Regions from separate parts of the Mus musculus genome. Here regions 1 and 3 are each linked to region 2. The links are chromatin loops, found by intact Hi-C in ENCODE. Cell type or tissue: heart. All regions are shown on one strand. Links, peaks and the distances in the headings refer to the core of each region. The heading gives the core; the rest is flanking DNA.

Evidence for each region. A loop is a pair of places that touch in the nucleus more often than their neighbours do. Peaks named below come from ENCODE experiments on the same cell type or tissue, not always from the same donor. Only the 100,000 strongest peaks of a DNase experiment are listed, where the experiment ranks them.
Region 1: it touches region 2 in a loop (2.0-fold over the local background); 1 of 42 quality-filtered maps calls a loop at or near these places.
Region 3: a loop joins it to region 2, with 2.9 times the contacts of the local background. A loop is called at or near these places in 1 of 42 quality-filtered maps.

Annotation. Positions count from the first base shown.
Region 1 is chr5:122,422,604-122,428,087 of GRCm38, forward strand. It overlaps Anapc7 (anaphase promoting complex subunit 7), which reads left to right. Exons shown (of 11, transcript NM_019805.4): 1 at 1-75. Among named protein-coding and RNA genes, the nearest start is that of Anapc7, 2.9 kb to the left of the region's middle. In heart, for the core only: a CTCF peak has its summit at 3,144 (motif pointing right); no DNase peak of the experiment used is centred there.
Region 2 is chr5:122,498,953-122,504,436 of GRCm38, forward strand. It overlaps Atp2a2 (ATPase, Ca++ transporting, cardiac muscle, slow twitch 2), which reads right to left and starts at 3,273. Exons shown (of 20, transcript NM_001110140.3): 1 at 2,616-3,273; 2 at 1,979-1,996; 3 at 1,779-1,861. The coding sequence starts at 2,733. In heart, for the core only: CTCF peaks have their summits at 2,463 and 3,211; DNase peaks (open chromatin) are centred at 2,559 and 3,409; H3K4me3 peaks cover 2,500 bases; H3K27ac peaks cover 2,500 bases.
Region 3 is chr5:122,704,933-122,710,416 of GRCm38, forward strand. P2rx4 (purinergic receptor P2X, ligand-gated ion channel 4) reads left to right here and starts at 2,612. Exons shown (of 12, transcript NM_011026.3): 1 at 2,612-2,855. The coding sequence starts at 2,722. In heart, for the core only: a CTCF peak has its summit at 2,875; a DNase peak (open chromatin) is centred at 2,749; H3K4me3 peaks cover 1,713 bases; H3K27ac peaks cover 1,866 bases.

The DNA.
Region 1 (5,484 bases), core at 1,839-4,338, 76 kb before region 2:
CATGGCGGCTGCGGGACTGCACTCCAACGTGCGGCTCCTCAGCAGCCTGCTGCTCACCATGAGTAACAACAACCCGTGAGTTGGAGAGGCGGGGAGGTGGCGGTCCCGGGAGCCGGGGTTGGCGGTGGCGGGGGGACGGTGTGGTCCCGCGGAGGGCTGCGCGGGATCCGGCCTCGGTGGCCTCGGAGTTCTGGCTCCTTCCAGAACGACGAAGTCCCCTGAGTCCCGGGGACCCAGTCCACCGAGTGTCAGCCGTGGGGGTGCCACCCCAGCGGAGGGAGGGGACCCCACTTTCCGAGACTGAGAGCATCGGTGGCGGGCGCGGTGGCGCCTTTTTTTAATTTAAAAGGAACCCTGGCAGTCTAATGTAAGGCCCGACATTGCCGCCGGGGAGTGACTGGTTTTGTGTGGTTGTGTTTACAAACAGGGGTCTCCTGTAGCCCAGGCTAGCCTGCCCCAGGCTGTGTGTGTGTGTGTGTGTAGTCAAGGAAGACCTTGACCTTCTTACCCTCCTGCCTACGCCTCCCAGAAGCTGGGGGGGGGGGGTTAACTGGTGTTTTACACCCCCACCATGCTCTCAGTGTGCGTGTGGACCTTGGGGATCGAACCAGGGATTTCAGGCGTGCTAGGCAAAACACTACCGATGGAGTGACAGTTCTATCTAGCCGGGTTTACTGCGTCTCAAAGGAAGCCCGGGACAGTTGTAGGCTTGAATTGCCTGTAAGGGCCTTGCTTAAAAATTTCCCCATCATTGCTCACTCTTCGACGTGGCTCCGCAAGTCAACCTAGTCATTCCTTTTCTCTAATTTCTCCTCCTGCCCGAGCGCTCTCAGAGCAAGCATTGGCACCGGTGGCTTCACTTTAGAACCGCTGCCTGAGCCGGGCAGTGGTGGCGCATGCCTTTAGTCCCAGCACTTGGGAGGCAGAGGCAGGCGGATTTCTGAGTTCGAGGCCAGCCTGGTGTACAGAGTGAGTTCCAGGACAGCCAGGGCTACACAGAGAAACCTTGTCTCAAAACAAAACAAAACAAAAAAAAATGCTAAGGAAATGTGTTTATTACAGGGAGGTCCAGTAGGTCGACCAAGATCACACCCTGGAGAACATAGAGGAGCGAGTGGATCTGTCTATGATTGGAGATAGTTTGTATTTCAGTCCACCACTGTCTAGTGCTTCCAAAGAACATTACAGTAGCCTTCTACTCCGTGCAGACATTTGCATTTGGCGTGGCTGAGGCTAGTCTAGTGAGACAGCCAAAGGGCTGTGAGGGGCCTGTAATTCAGTCACTACCCCCCACTCCAATTCATTAGTGTGCTTTGGACCGACTAGGCACACACATCATTTGGTCACCAGCTTCTTTTTTTTTTTTTTTTTAAAGATTTTATTTATTTATTTATTTTTATTTATTATATGTAAGTACACTGTAACTGTCTTCAGACACTCCAGAAGAGGGCATCAGATCTCATTACGGGTGGTTGTGAGCCACCATGTGGTTGCTGGGATTTGAACTTCGGACCTTCGGAAGAGCAGTCGGGTGCTCTTACCCACTGAGCCATCTCACCAGCCCGGTCACCAGCTTCTTAGTGTGACACGAGGGACACTGGTCTCTGTCAGCCTTCTGTGTTGATGTTGAGGACTTTTCCCCAGAATCTTAGTGGTGCTTCATAGCAAATGGTTTCCTGTGTTGGGGATAATGCCCTAATCTTTACTCTTGGGTCGGGACAACGTTCTAGCACTGTTTGAACGCTATAGAGCGTCCTCCTCTAGTTAGACTGAATTGGGCTAACCCATGCTTTTCCACGTTAGGTTAGATTGGCAAGTTCTTAGCTACAGGAAGCAGATAAGTTCTGACCTTCATCCTTTATGTTTTGATATTTGTTGAAGAGACAGTGTACACACTGTCCAAAAACAAAATAAGACTGATAACATAGTTCAGTGGTAGAATTCTTACCTAAAATGCCTTGCAGCTGGATCTAGCCTTTACAGTTACCTAAGATATCGCTCTGCCCGGGAAATGGTCATTGTGTACTGGCTGGTTTTGGGTGTCAACTTGACACAGGCTGGAGTTATCACAGAGAAAGGAGCTTCAGTTGAAGAAATGCCTCCATGAGATCCAGCTGTAAGGCATTTCCTCAATGAGTGATCAAGTGGGGGGGGCCTCTTGTGGGGTGGTACCATCTCTGGGCTGGTAGTCTTGGGTTCTATAAGAGAGCAGGCTGAGCAAGCCAGGGGAAGCAAGCCAGTAAAGAACATCCCTCCATGGCCTCTGCATCAGCTCCTGCTTCCTGACCTGCTTAAGTTCCAGTCCTGACTTCCTTGGTGATGAACCGCAGTGTGGAAGTGTAAGCCGAATAAACCCTTTCCTCCCCAACTTGCTTCTTGGTCATGATGTTTGTGCAGGAATAGAAACCCTGACTAAGACACACTGTAACATACTTGCCGAGCGAGTAGTGTCTCTGGAGTGATACATGAAAAGCAGTGCTCTCTGGAGAAGGATGGTGGTTGGGTCAGGTTCAAAACCGAGGAAGCAGTACTTTGCTTGCCTCTGTTTTTCCCACCTCACAGCTTCACTGTGTAGCCCTGGCCGTCCTGGAACTCAGAGATCCACTTGCCTCTGACTCCACAGTGTCGGAATTAAATGATGATTGAGCCAGCACACCGGTCTTCGTGAAGCTGAGGCTGACCTTGAACCCCTGATCCTCCTGCTCCTACCTTCAAGTTCTGAGATTATGGACTCCATCTATCCCATTTGACTTTTTTTTTTTTTTTTTTTTTTTTGGTTTTTCGAGACAGGGTTTCTCTGTGTAGCCCTGGGTGTCCTGGAACTCACTCTGTAGACCAGGCTGGCCTCAAACTCAGAAAACCACCTGCCTCTGCCCCCCCACCCCCCCACCCCCCCAGTGCTGGGATCAAAGGCGTGTGCCACCACGCCCGGCCCATTTGACTCTTTTGAATGATTTTGTTGTATGTACCTGTACACAGGTTCCTAAGTACACATACATAATAATACAGCTTATTTTTTAAGAAGGTACTATAGATTACCAAATGAAGTCACATTAGGGACTGACTGCGGGACTGACTGCTAATAGACTTGGAATTACTTTGGTTTTTATGTTTATGTGCCTGGTGCATTTGGAGGCCAGAAGAGGGCATCAGATTCCTTGGAGGTGTAAGCTGGAGTTACAAAGAGCTGTAAACTGCCCGATGTATGTGCTGGAATTTAGACTTGGATCCTCTGCAAAATTCCTGTGCTCTTAACTGCTGAGCCCCTCTAACTTCCCTTTTGAGAGAGGGTCATAACTCAGGCTGATGTTGGATTGATTATGTAGCCAAGCATAGCTTTTTCTTTTTTTTTTTAAAGATTTGTTATTTATTATATGTAAGTACACTGTAGCTGTCGTCAGACACCCCAGCAGAAGACATCAGATCTCATTACAGATGGTTGTGAGCCATCATGTGGTAGTTGGGAATTGAACTCAGGACCTCAGGAAGAGCAGTCAGAGCTCTTAACCTCTGAGCCATCTCTCCAGACCCCAAGGATAGCTTTCTGAATGCCTGGTCCTCCTACCTCTGCTTCCATATGCTAGGATTGCAGGAATATATGACCCTACCTGGTAGTGGTACCTAGTTGTTTGGTTTTTTAAAAAAATTGTCTCCCATTTTGTTTGTTTGAGACAGTGTCTATAGTCTTAACTGTTCTGGAACTGGCTACGTAGACCAAGTTGGCTTTGAACTCAAAGATCTTCCTGCTTCTGTCTCCCAAATCTCAGTGAATTAAAGATCTACACCACCACATATGGCTTCCCCTGTGTTTAAAATACTTGGGCCAGGCATGATGGCACACGCCTTTAATCCCAGCACTCAGAAGGCAGAGGCAGGTGGATCTCCGAGTTTGAGGCCAGCCTGGTCTATAGAGTGAGTTCCAGGACAGCCAGAGCTATACAGTAAGACCCTGACTCCAAACAAACAAACAAAGAAACAAGCAAAAAGCCCAAACAAAATAATAATAGCATGAAATAAGTACCTTTTTATAGACTTCCTTGTCTCAGTCTGTTCTTTACCTTTCAGAGGAAAATATATACCATTACTTAATTTGGGAAGGAGTGGGACTGGAGGTATAAACACAAGAGTGGTAACCAGGGTTGCCGATAAGCTGTGGGTGGACTGCTTACCTAACATGCAGAGACCTTGGCTTGGTACCCCATGCAGGACGGAAATAAAGCAGTGTCTCGGCATTAACCTTGCTTATAAGGACTATTGCATCTTTTTGAGGTTAGAGGTTGAAGTTCTGTGATAGGCTTGCCTAGCCTTTGTGAGGCTTTGGGCTCCATCGCGCACACACACACACACACACACACACACAGAGAGAGATAGAGAGAGAGCGCAGAGGACTGTTTGAAGCATGGGATTCCCACACAGTGACTTTAGACACCTGAGAGTCCAGGTGACAGTGTGCTTCTAGTGCTGGCAAGCTTGCTTTGTGTCTGTAGAATTGAACGAGCCTTTAGGGCCTGGGGAGATGAAATGGCGCCATAGTTAAGAGTGTTTGCTGCTCTTGAGGGGACTTGAATTTCTTAGCATGCATGTCAAGTTCCTAGGGGGGTGTGTGTCCAACCTTCTCTTCTGGGCAGCAGCGTGCACCTGTGCACATACGCATATAAATCACAGTAATGACTCTAAGATAGACTAATCCGTTATCACTCTGCCATTCTGGCTTTCCAATTGTGTTCTCTTACTGGCTTTTTTCTTTGGTATTTGAAGTTTGCAGGAGCCTGTTTTGTTGAGTTTCTCAATGAAATAATTCAGAGTGGTAAATTTTCTTTCTAGAGTCTCTAGCTTTTTTGTAATTATTGCTATCCTTTGGCAATATTATCCATAAAATTTGATGTTAACCTAAGATAATAGAGGTGTATGTAAAACAGTACTAAATTAAGAGGTCTTATTGAGTAGGCATAGCGGTCCATTCTGTGACCCATCACTTCCAAGGCAGAAGCAGGAAGATTGCTGTAAGTTCAGGGCTACCTGGACTACAGGTGAGCTGCTGTCTCAAAAAGCCAGAAAAGATGGAAGGATGTAAAAATGGGAAGGAAAGCCTGTGTTCTCCATTTGTTCATTGTATTGATTTATAGGTATCATTAGCTTCTGTAGTAAGAAAACACACATTGTACAAAACCACAATACAGTAAGATAGTGTTTTAGATGTTTTGGCCATATTTGCATGGTGTTCAAATGCTGTGCCTCTCATTAAGCCACTTAAATTTAAGGAATATTTTTTTTTCTTTTTGGTTTTTCGAGACAGGGTTTCTCTGGAACTCACTTTGTAGACCAGGCTGGCCTTGAACTCAGAAATCCGCCTGCCTCTGCCTCCTCAGTGCTGGGATTAAAGGTGTGCACCACCACGCCCGGCTGTATTCATGTTTTTTTGCAAGCTGGCGTGATAGAAGGTTTTTGTGGTAGGCTTAGGTACACCAAGGTGCTCTTTCTAAT
Region 2 (5,484 bases), core at 1,678-4,177:
CAAATTTGAAAATTAGAATAAATTCCTAATTACTCCAAAGTAAAATTTATCTATAATCATTAATTCTGCTTGATAAAAAGTCAAACTGTCCACAAACAATTTGAAACCTTCTGAAATCCAATAGAAAATAACTTGGCACATATTTCACTTGTTCACTTCACATGTTCACTTGGCACATTTCTAAAACTGCTTCAAATAATATGAAAGGGACCAGTAAGAATGCATTTTGCCTACAGCTTGTATATATCATCTAGTTAATTTCTAATTCTAAGTCCTTGATGGCCTTAGTGAATGGCACCATTTAATGCGAAAGCAGAGACTTCCAGAATGATGTAGCCTGCATAAATACAAACCTTAAACAACCCCCACATATATAACTTATTTTAGCACATGGCAACACGCTCAAACTATAATCAACTCCATTTATCTTGTTTACAAATGAAACAACCACCTATTGGACAAAATTTTTAAAAATTAATCACAAAAAGATATTATATATAAGAAGTACAGAGTAAATAACTCAGCAGTATGCTGAATGGTCTCCTATGGGAATCTAATAAATTTTATTCAGTGAAAACCACAGGTGAAATTCTTACGAAATGAGCTAGCGAGTAAGGGGTACACAACACGTAGATGACAAACCAAAGTTTCAGGAGAAAATTCATGTATACAACTGCTCCTAAAAGTCCCCTTTGCTGCCAATTAACTATTATTTTAAAAATAGCTAAAAAATTAATCTTTCCTTTACCTGAATTCAGTAAGTTCTCTAAACAATCCTCTAAGCTAATGTTTTCATAGAGGCCATGACCACAGAACCCCTGGGTCAGACTTAAACGTGTGAATACATAATTGAAACCATACAGTTATCAGTTTTGTGAAACCTAAGACAAGTACTGTATGATTTTTCACTTCCTATCACAGTATAAGAATACAATGTTCTAAGAATAAAAATTGGCGTGTGTTATGAAGATTAAGAACATCTGCATACCATTATCACCATTTAAAAGAAACTATAAGGTCCACTGCCCAGGAAAAAAAAATCCTGGAGTAAAATGTTAATAACCTAGAACTACCCTTGCCGTCCCCATTAGCTTTTCTTAGGCAGGTCTCTCTCTGCATTTCTCTAGTTTCTTAGCAACCACACTGGCTCAAGCACATACAGAACAAGAAAGAAAGAAAGAAAAAAAAACAAACAAAAACCCCACCTTCACCTTTATTCCCTCTTTAATATTTAGAACCAAGAATACTGAACTTTGCTCTCTTACTCTAGGAATCACTCAAGACAGGGGTCCAGGTTAGATGCCACCCTAGAGGTCAGTGACCAAATTTGGTCAACAGTGGTGCCATCACTGCCGTCATCATTCTTGTCACTGTCAGGAACAACTGTCACCTTGCCACCACCAGGAAGGCAAAGCAACTGGAATATTCCTTTTGTACGATCTATTTACAGAGTGCCCAACATCATCGTAGTGTGATCTTACAACATGATAACAAATGGAAGAACCCCAACAGAAAAGGACTTAGAGTGAGGAACTTTCTGATACTAAAAACTGGTGAGACACAAGAATTCCAGAGACCCTGCGCAGTCAGGGGTCACCTCTCACTGCACTGTAACCTAAGCAAAACAGCTTCTATCATTTTCCCCCCTCTAATTCTTGAGTTATTTTGTTTGTTTGTTTTTAAACACGGAAACTCAATGGTAATTATTTATTTTCTGGTGTCCCAACGAAATTCTTTCAACTTTTATGGGGAGACAAAATAATTTTTTAAATACTTACGAAAGATATACATGCTGCCAGCAGTAAAATTCTAACTAGTAAGTCTTCAAACTGCTCAATCACAAGTTCCAGCAAGGTTTTTCCTGTTAGAAAAGGAAAGGAAAAAAAAAAAAAAAAAAAACAAACCATTTGTTTCAATTGTCCACATCAATCAGCCTGCACACATCATCTCTCCAAAATAACATGTTAATATTATTTACCTTCTTCAGCCGGCAATTCTAGAAGGCCGAAATTCGACAGCAACGTGTCAGGAGGAAAGCAGAAAGAAAAATGAAGATATTGTATTAGCGCTTTTATTAAAAACTGCTAAATTCACCACCATCGTTGTCTGAATGGCGGATATAGGTGTATGAACGTACAACAATCTGTCTCCACTTTGATACCCCGAGAAAATTATTCAGCCCTGGTAATCAGTGGCCTCGGAACTGCCCGTAAGCCCTCTCCGGCCTCCAGGACCATGCAGTCATTTCAGCTGGGTCATCACTTCTGCCAGATGTGCAACTTTGGGGAGCACAAGAAACGGTCCGAGGGTTTCTCAACAACATCGACGCCTCATAAATCCGCGGGGGACTCAGCCCAGCCGCAGGAACCTCCTCCCTCCTTCCCACTCCCTCTCCCCCCCCCCCAATCCGACTCGCTGAGCGCCGGCCGGGAAGGTCACCGGCTCGAGACCCCTAGAGGTCGGCGATGGCCCAGACCCGCGCGTGGACCGCCCGGCCTCTCGCAGCCGTCGGGCGCCGCGCCGAGCCAAGCCCCACGAGGTGGAGCCGGGTCAGCCATCTTCCTTGGCGCTCGGGCCCGCGCCGCGCCGCTGCAGCCCCGGCGCCCCGCACCTACCGTTGGAGCCCCATCTCTCCTTGAGCTTCTTGACCTGCTCCAAGCTCAGCCCCGTGCTCTCGTTGACCCCGAAGTGGCCCAGCACCTCCTCCACGGTCTTTGTGTGAGCGTTCTCCATGGCTGCGGGGGCCCCGGCCGGCCTCGCCTCGCGTCCCCGCGGCCTCCTCGCCTACCGCCTCGCACTCCGGCCGCGGGCTCGTGCCACCGCGGGCGCCCGGGCGCGGACAGCTGTCCCCTCCTTTTTCTTCTCCTCCTCCTCCTCCGCGGCGGCGGCGGCCGCTTCCGCCTGACCGGGGCGCTGAATCACCCGAGCCCCCTCCCCCAGAAACCGCCGCACGCGGCCCGGCCTCGCCGAGCCCGCCCGAGGGACTGCGAGCCTCCCGCCCCGCCGCGAGTGTGGGTCGCTTCAGCAGCTGCCAGCCGGCCGCGGGCAGCGCAGGCCCCGGGCGCTGCGCCGAGGAGACGGGGCGCAGATGAGGAGCGGCGCCGGGCCGAGCCCTCGGCGCCGGGAACCGCGAGGCAGGCGACGGGAGAGGAGCTGCGCGGCGCGCCGGCCCGAGCCCCTCAGCTCTGCACCCCCGACAGCGGCGGCGGAGGGAACTGCGGCGGAGGAGACGGGAGGTGGCGGCGTCGGGGACGGCTCCGCGGAGGCTGCTCTAATAGCATTTATCCGCCGCTGCCTCCCCTCTCGCCGCCGCCGCGGCATGTGGACGCCGCTCATTGGCCGAGAGAGCCCCCAGCGCGGCGCGGGCGGCGCGGCCCCGCCCCCTCCTCCGGCGCCCTCCCGCGCGCGCGCACCGCGCGCCCACGCCGCCAGCAGGCCCCGCCTCCTCCCGCGCGCCGCCCCCCAGGAACCCGGATCGAGGCCGCGCGCGGCGCCTGTGCGCGCGCACGGGGCCAGGGCCACCTCTGCGTCCACGCTGTGCTCGATGCGCTGCGGCCACCGGCGCGGGCGGAGGGTGAGCCTGACTTTTCCGGGGCCACGGCTTTTCCCGTATCGACCGCGCGCGGGGATAGAGCGCGGAGTTCACGGGTGGGCGCTCTGTGCTGGTTGCCCTGCCGCTGAGGTTGGGGACTGGCTGGGACCGCGCATTGGCAGGGAGGCTCGGGAACGCAGGGGGGCCGAGGCGCGCTCGCACTGGTGTCCTTGGCTTGCCTCCGCGTCCTGGGCAGCGCGAGCCGTGCTCTGCATCCTAATGTCTCCTTCAGAGCCCCCCTCAGCAACCAAGGGGAGGAATTCCGCAGTTCCCTTCCCACACAGCCAAAAGCGCTCATCTGTCGCCTCGGGAACACCGCATCCCACACCCCCAGCCGAAAGCCTCATCTCCATCGCACGCCAACACCAGCCCTTCCTTCCCCTGCGGGTTCTGTGCCCCGACAGGGAATCCCACTCTTGGGGGAGGAAGGAGGAAGTTTTATTTCGTTTTTAGTAGCTCACACAGCCTTTGACACACGTCTGCATAGAAGTCACAGGTTATGCTGTAGCAGCTATGCTAGGTGGCTTGGCTTTGGCTTCCAAATGATGGCTGCTATATAAGACTTCCACTTCCCCCAATGCGAGAGAAGGAGCCTTCAATCCCAAATCTATTCTTAAACCACAGATCATCTGTTGTTTCTGTGAGGTCTGTACAGAGCCTAGCATGCAAGGTAATTTTGCCAATATAAAGAGGCTATACGGAGCCCGCCTGTGATCCCACGAACAGAAGTGGAAGCCACGGGATCAAGAGTTCAAGGTCATGGACAGACACTGAAGGAGTTTAGGAGCAGTCTTCCACGTTGGACCTTGTCTAAAACATACAAAATAAATTTAAAAAGCAGAGGAATGTGGGAAGCCATACTTAACAGGGAGGAGGCCCTTTGCATTGAATTTGCAAATATCTTCACAAAATGCGGCTTCATGAAGGGCATAGATTGCAAAATAAAGCATTTCATCTTCTTGAGTGTTTAGCAACGCCACCCCCCCCCCCCAATCACTTGAGACGTCCCACAAGGCTCCGCCTCAAGACTTAAGATAGATTCCTTCAGCAGATGCAAATCATGGTGCTTTACCCGACTGAAAAAAAAAATCAAGTACGTCACTTCATTTAATTATTTCCAAGGAGTGGAGGCTGGCACGCAGTTCTGATTGATACTTGGAACAGGACCAACAGAACCCTACACGAAACAAACAAACAAAAATTCTAGTGTATAGCAATGCACTCCCTAGAAGCAAGGTGGAAACTGGTTAGGTCACAGCCTCTTCTGGAGGATCAGGTGACTGCCTGCGAGGTGGGGGGTGAGAGGGTGGGAGGGATGGAGAGCTGGTGGGTCTCCCTCCTAGCTGGATTCCAGTTCTGTCGTACCTACAGCAAGGGGCACTGAGAGTAGGAAGGTCATGACCTCTCTTAGTTTGTCTGTGATGCTCACTGGGTTTGGCTTTTGTTCTGTAGTCCCCTCCTTCAGGGGCTGGAGGTGCACCCTACAACACGGGTTCCCAGTTTTTCCCTCAGGCCATCTTCCTCCTTGTCCGGTCCCCTCCTGAAAGATGTTTGGTGGTTTTTTTTGTTTTGTTTTTCCAGAGCTGAGGACCGAACCCAGGGCCTTGAGCTTGCTAGGCAAGCTCTCTACCACTGAGCTAAATCCCCGAGTCCCCCCCACCCCCCGGAAAGATGCTTTATTATCTAAAGCAGCTCCCCTCCCCAGGATGCCTACTATCACATTATTCAAGGGTCTCTGCTGCCCTAGCACTTTTCTATGGAAAATACACTGTAGATTTTGTTTAGCTGCTCGGTGCCTGCCTCCTAGCATCTTGTAAGGGCATCCAGACTTGAGAATGAAGCTTGTCTGTCTGGTCCATACTCAGTACAAAGCACAGTCCCCAACATCTGCT
Region 3 (5,484 bases), core at 1,675-4,174, 210 kb after region 2:
TGGTTTGGTAATAGCCTATCACTCTTCCAGAGAATCCAAGTTTTGGTTTCCAGCACCCACATCTGTAGGCATAATATTTTTTGTTTACTGTGTAAAGATTATTCTTGTAATATTCAAATGTCGATCTCTTTGCTCTTATATCTGTTACATGGCAAGCAGGGTACTGTAATGCTTATTCAAAGACATGCTGTCGCAAATTTGTGCAAACATTGCTCCCCATTTATTCTATTTGTCAATAAAAGCTCTATTAACCAATAACTGACTAGAGGAGAGAATAGGGCGGGACTTCTGCCAGTGGCGGTGGGGGCTGGGGGGTGAGGGGAGAAGGAAAGAAATATTCACCAAGTAGAGAGGGTCCAGGAGATACCATGAGAACAGACTGGAGCAGAGAGAGCCAGACTGATATTAAACTGCAAGTTTCTAGGCGGTTTTGGCTGGTTGACAGCCAGATTACCTTAGAGAATTAGAATAGATTAAGAGCTGCTTAGATCTTATACTGTAAAGCCTATTAAATAAATCTAATAGTTTCAGTCTCATTTATTTGAAAGCTAGCTGGGATAGAGAAAAAAAACTGTAAGACTTATAAAACTACTCATGACACACATCAAGTAGCTCACAACTGCCCACAACTCCAGTTCCACGAGATCCGGTGTCCTCTTGCACATATGCATGACACACGTCACATGCACACAAGTACCCATAATTAAAAATAAATCCTTTAAAGATGAATACATTTAAAAAAAATCAAGCCAGGCATGGTGGCGCACGCCTTTGATCCCAGCACTCTGGAGGCAGAGGCAGGCGGATTTCTGAGTTCGAGGCCAGCCTGGTCTACAGAGTGAGTTCCAGGACAGCCAGGGCTACACAGAGAAACCCTGTCTTGGGAAAAAAAAATCAAATAGGTATTACAAAATAAGAAGCAGTCAGGGCTGGAGATGTCACGCCAGAGCCTTTGTCCTGCGTGTGAGAAACTCAGGATGATGACCCAGTAAGACATAGAGAGTAGTGGTCAAGAAGAATTAAGGAAATATCACATGGCTTATATTTATTCTTTTGTCTCAGAATTTTCTCAAACAATGTACTAGGAGGGGGGCACGCACACGCTGGAGGACAATCGTGGGAGTTTGTTCTCTTTTTTTCCACCACTTATGTTCTAGGGATTAAACTCAGGTTGTCAAATTTGGCAGCATCTATCCTACTCACTGACTATAGACGGAAACAAGGTCTCACTCTATAGTTAGAACTAGGTATATAAACCAGGCTGGCTTTGAACTTGTGCCAATCCTCCCAGCTCTGCTTTCGGACTGCTGGGATAACAGGCATGTGCCACCACACCAGGCTGGCATGTTTTCCCACTAGGCCTTAGATTAAAACTCAAAATCATTCAAATCCCGTGATGAGTCGCTGGTAACAGGGCACTATGACTTGTGTATGAAGAGTTCTTCCCAAACCTTCATGTGTTGAAGGCTTCTTCCCTACGTGGGAGATAATGCTGAGAGGGGACTGGATGCTGAGAGACCTTAACATTGGGAGCTATGACATAACGGCAAATCTTATCTTAGCATTGGGAGGCGGTACAAAGGAGGTGAAGCCAGCTGGAATAACTAATTCCCTGGGACCTGGTGGTGGAAAGACACACCTTGTCCCCATGCCTTTCTGTAAGGTCCACCATGCTCTCTCAGATCCATGGAGCCAAGTGACCAGAAGCTGAAGCTAACTCAGATGAAATAAAAGATGCATGGAGCAGAAAATGAAAAGAACCGCGAGGAGTCTGATTAGAACCTCAAGCCTTGTGTATATTACCTGCTATATTTATACTGCACAGGGCTGAGATGCTCTCACTATGCTTGCTGGACAGTACCTGGTATAAGGGTACTTGGATGTATCTGTTACACTTAATATAAAACGCCTATTAAAAAAACTTCGGAAGGGAATGGATATATGTGACCTTAACAATGGTGTCTCCCCACGGGCTTGAATTTTTCCAATTCTCCCTAAGCTTGCGGTAAGCCATTCTCAATAGCAAGATGGCTACAGGGACCCCCCCCCACCCCCCAGGTGCTGGCTGTTGCCTCCTCTCAGGTGCAACTACGACAGTTATCTGACTAGGGGTAGGGACATGGATCGGCTTCAGGCCTAAGAGGGGTATATGGTGGCATTTGTGGCTGACTTCTGCAGACATCCTAGTACACCAGGTACTTATTCACCCACCCTATAGTTTCATAAAGCAGCACAGCGGGGCTCCCTCCACTACATCCAGATCAAGTTTGCCTCCTTCAGTCAGGGGACTGACTCTTCAGCACTCGGGTCCTCTAGGAATGTAACTCCTATCCAAGTTCCCCTGGCGCACGGCTCGTTATCCTATATCTGAACCGCAGAGCTGTCCTTTGCAACAGAACTCAACTGTCTGCCTTTCAATCCTAGGCCTGAGGGCGTCATTATCCTTGTCCCTCCGGGAGCTGACCTTGCTCCCTGCTCCAGAGGTAATTCGTCCCTTAGTGCTATACCACTCTTGCTTTTTAGATCGTCCCTTTGAGAGGGTCACGAGTTGGGGCGTCACCCTGGGGTGGCAGAGGGGGAGGAGACGCGCTCCTCAGGTCGCGCGCCGCCTATTTCCGGGCCGAGCTGCTGGGCGGGGCTGCTGCCCGGACCCGGTGGTGGTGGTGGCAGCGACAAGGCGACCCGCGGTGGCCACGACGCGGAGCAGCGGGCGGCGGAGCCATGGCAGGCTGCTGCTCCGTGCTCCGGGCTTTCCTGTTCGAGTACGACACGCCGCGCATCGTGCTCATCCGCAGCCGTAAAGTGGGGCTCATGAACCGCGTGGTGCAGCTGCTCATCCTGGCTTACGTCATTGGGTGAGCGGGCCTGGGGAGGGGCCGCGGCTGGGGGCAACCCAGACTGTCGGGACCTGGCAGCGCCCCCTTGCTCGCTCTCTGGGTCTGGGGCAATAGCTGAGCCGGCCAAGCCCCTCCTCCCCGAGTTCAAGGGGCGGCGACACGCCCTCGCCGGGCTCTAGCCAAGCCACCTGGAACCAGCTTGAACAGGACACTGGGGACTACTGGACGTCCTGGGAGCTAAGCCTCGTCTTAGCTAGACTGTCACCCCATCTTTCTCGCATCCTTCCCTCCCGACTTGCTTCATGCTGCGCCTTGGCTTGGTGGAGGGGCAGGGCAGGGAAGGCTTAACTCTGTGCGTCACGGACTTCTCTTCGGTTCCTTTTCAAACTCGGACAGAAACCAAGGCTTGTGGTTTTCATTCGGTACTTTCTGGGTCTGTGGTTTCTGTTACCTTAAGAAGCTTCTGATAACCCAGTACCCTTGAGATGTCACACTTCCCAAAAGTGTCCCAAGGTCACTTCCTTTGTTTTGTTGGATTGGTTGGGAATATGAGTACCCGCCTGATTTTGATTCTAAACTCTGCTCTTCATTACTGTTTATATATACCCTCCCATCACTAGGCGTTATGAAACGTTTAATTTTAATTGGATGCACCTGTAAGGCTGTAATACACCCCAGGAGAGATGGTGAACCTTACCTTGCCTCCTGGGCCCAATTTCAAGGTATTCGAGTGTCAACAGCTGCTAGCGTGACAGGTGGATCTGTTTTCTTACTAAAGGGCCTAAAGCACGGGTCCCCAAACAACACATTGGAGTCACTTAGGAATCCACAAAAAACACAGATAGATTGCCAATTCACAAACTGACTCAGAGCTGTAAGACCTCTGTGCCTGACCACACTCACCTGAGAAAGCTTTGTGTGGCCTTAGGTATATGAAATAGGTACACAGGTGGCTGGAGAGATGGCCCAGAGAGATGGTTAAGAATGCCTAAGATACAGCCTTTAATCCTAGCACTGGTGAGAGACAGGTAGGCAGATATCTATGAGTTCAAAGCCAGCCTGGTCTACATAGTTTCAGGACAACCAGAATTATTACAGTGTCCCAACTAAATAATAAATCAACAGGTCTCCTGCTTTGGTGTTAGGTCTGGAATCTGTTCAGACCGCCTAAGGGCATTCAAAAGAATGCAGAGGAGTTTCCGCTCACAAGGTTGTAGCTTCCACCATATGGAAGCGGTAGACACTAGATAAGACTCGCTGAAGCTGGAGGAGGCAGTAATCAGTATGTCTGCAATCCCAGTATTCATGGGGCTGAGGCAGAAGAATGCTCGCCTGAGCTATGTGAGCCCCTGTCTCCAAAAAACGTCCTCTTTAGCATGAGGCCTTGGAGTCATTCAGTCACCAGTACCTGAAAAACCCCTGGCCAGTATCTATTTTTTTTTTAAGATTTTTTTTTATTTTTATGTATATGAATACACTGTAGCTGTTCAGATGGTTGTGAGCCTTCATGTGGTTGTGGAGAATTGTATATAGGACCTCTGCTCGCTCCGGTCAACCCACTCCCTCAGTCTCTGACTGCTCCAGCCCAAAGATTTATTTATTATTTTTATTAAGTACCTGTAGCTGTCTTCAGACACACCAGAAGAGGGCGTCAGATCTCATTACAGGGGGTTGTGAGCCACCATGTGGTTGCTGGGATTTGAACTCAGTACCTTCGGAAGAGCAGTCAGTGCTCTTAATCGCTGAGCCATCTCTCCAGCCTGAGAGGCCAGTATCTAAATGCAGATTAGATTAAGTCTCTGGAGTGAATAATTCCAGTGCTCGGGATGGGCTCTCCAGTACTGAGCCCTGCTGCTAGCTCACTAAATAACTTGGATTGGAGTATCTGGAATCAGGGGCTCACCAGTAGCTTTGAGCTCTCGGCTTTTGTTTTCCTGGGATAATCTGTTCACCCATAAGATTCTGTGGCTGTTGTCATTGGAAGAGGGCCACATGCAGCCACTGAATGCTCAAGCTGTCTCAATTAAAATGCACTCAGACTAAAACAAAAACAACAAAAAAAACACACGAGGTTTTATATTTGATATAGTACACCAAAAAAGTAAAATTCCATATCAGTACTTTTTCCCCTGAGGTACCAAAGGCCTTCTGCATACCAGACAAGCTTTGTGCTATTGTTTGTTTAAATGTTGATTTTATTTTTGGGTATGTATCTGTGTATGAGTGCGGGAACATGCCACAGCACACAAGGATGCCAGGGGACACCTTTTAGAAGTCACTTCTCTCCTTCTATTGTGGGTTCCAGGGATGGAACTCGGGTTCTTAGACATATGTGGTGATCACTTTTACCCGCTGAAACCATCTCACCAGCAAGGAGGTTGTGGGGCTTGTGGGTAGGACAGGTTCATGTAGCCCAGGCTATCCTACTCAGTCTGTAACCAAGGATGACGAGACTGGACTCCCAATCCTGTCTCCACCTTCCAAGTGAGGGGATTACAGGTGTACACTACCAAGTCCAGTTCCAGTCTAATACTTTAGAAATTGATGATGTCTCAGGGTGGTGGTGGCACAAGTCTTTAATCCCAGTGCTCGGGAAGACAGAGGCAGGATCTCTGAGTTCCAGGACAGCCTGTTCTACAGAGTGAGT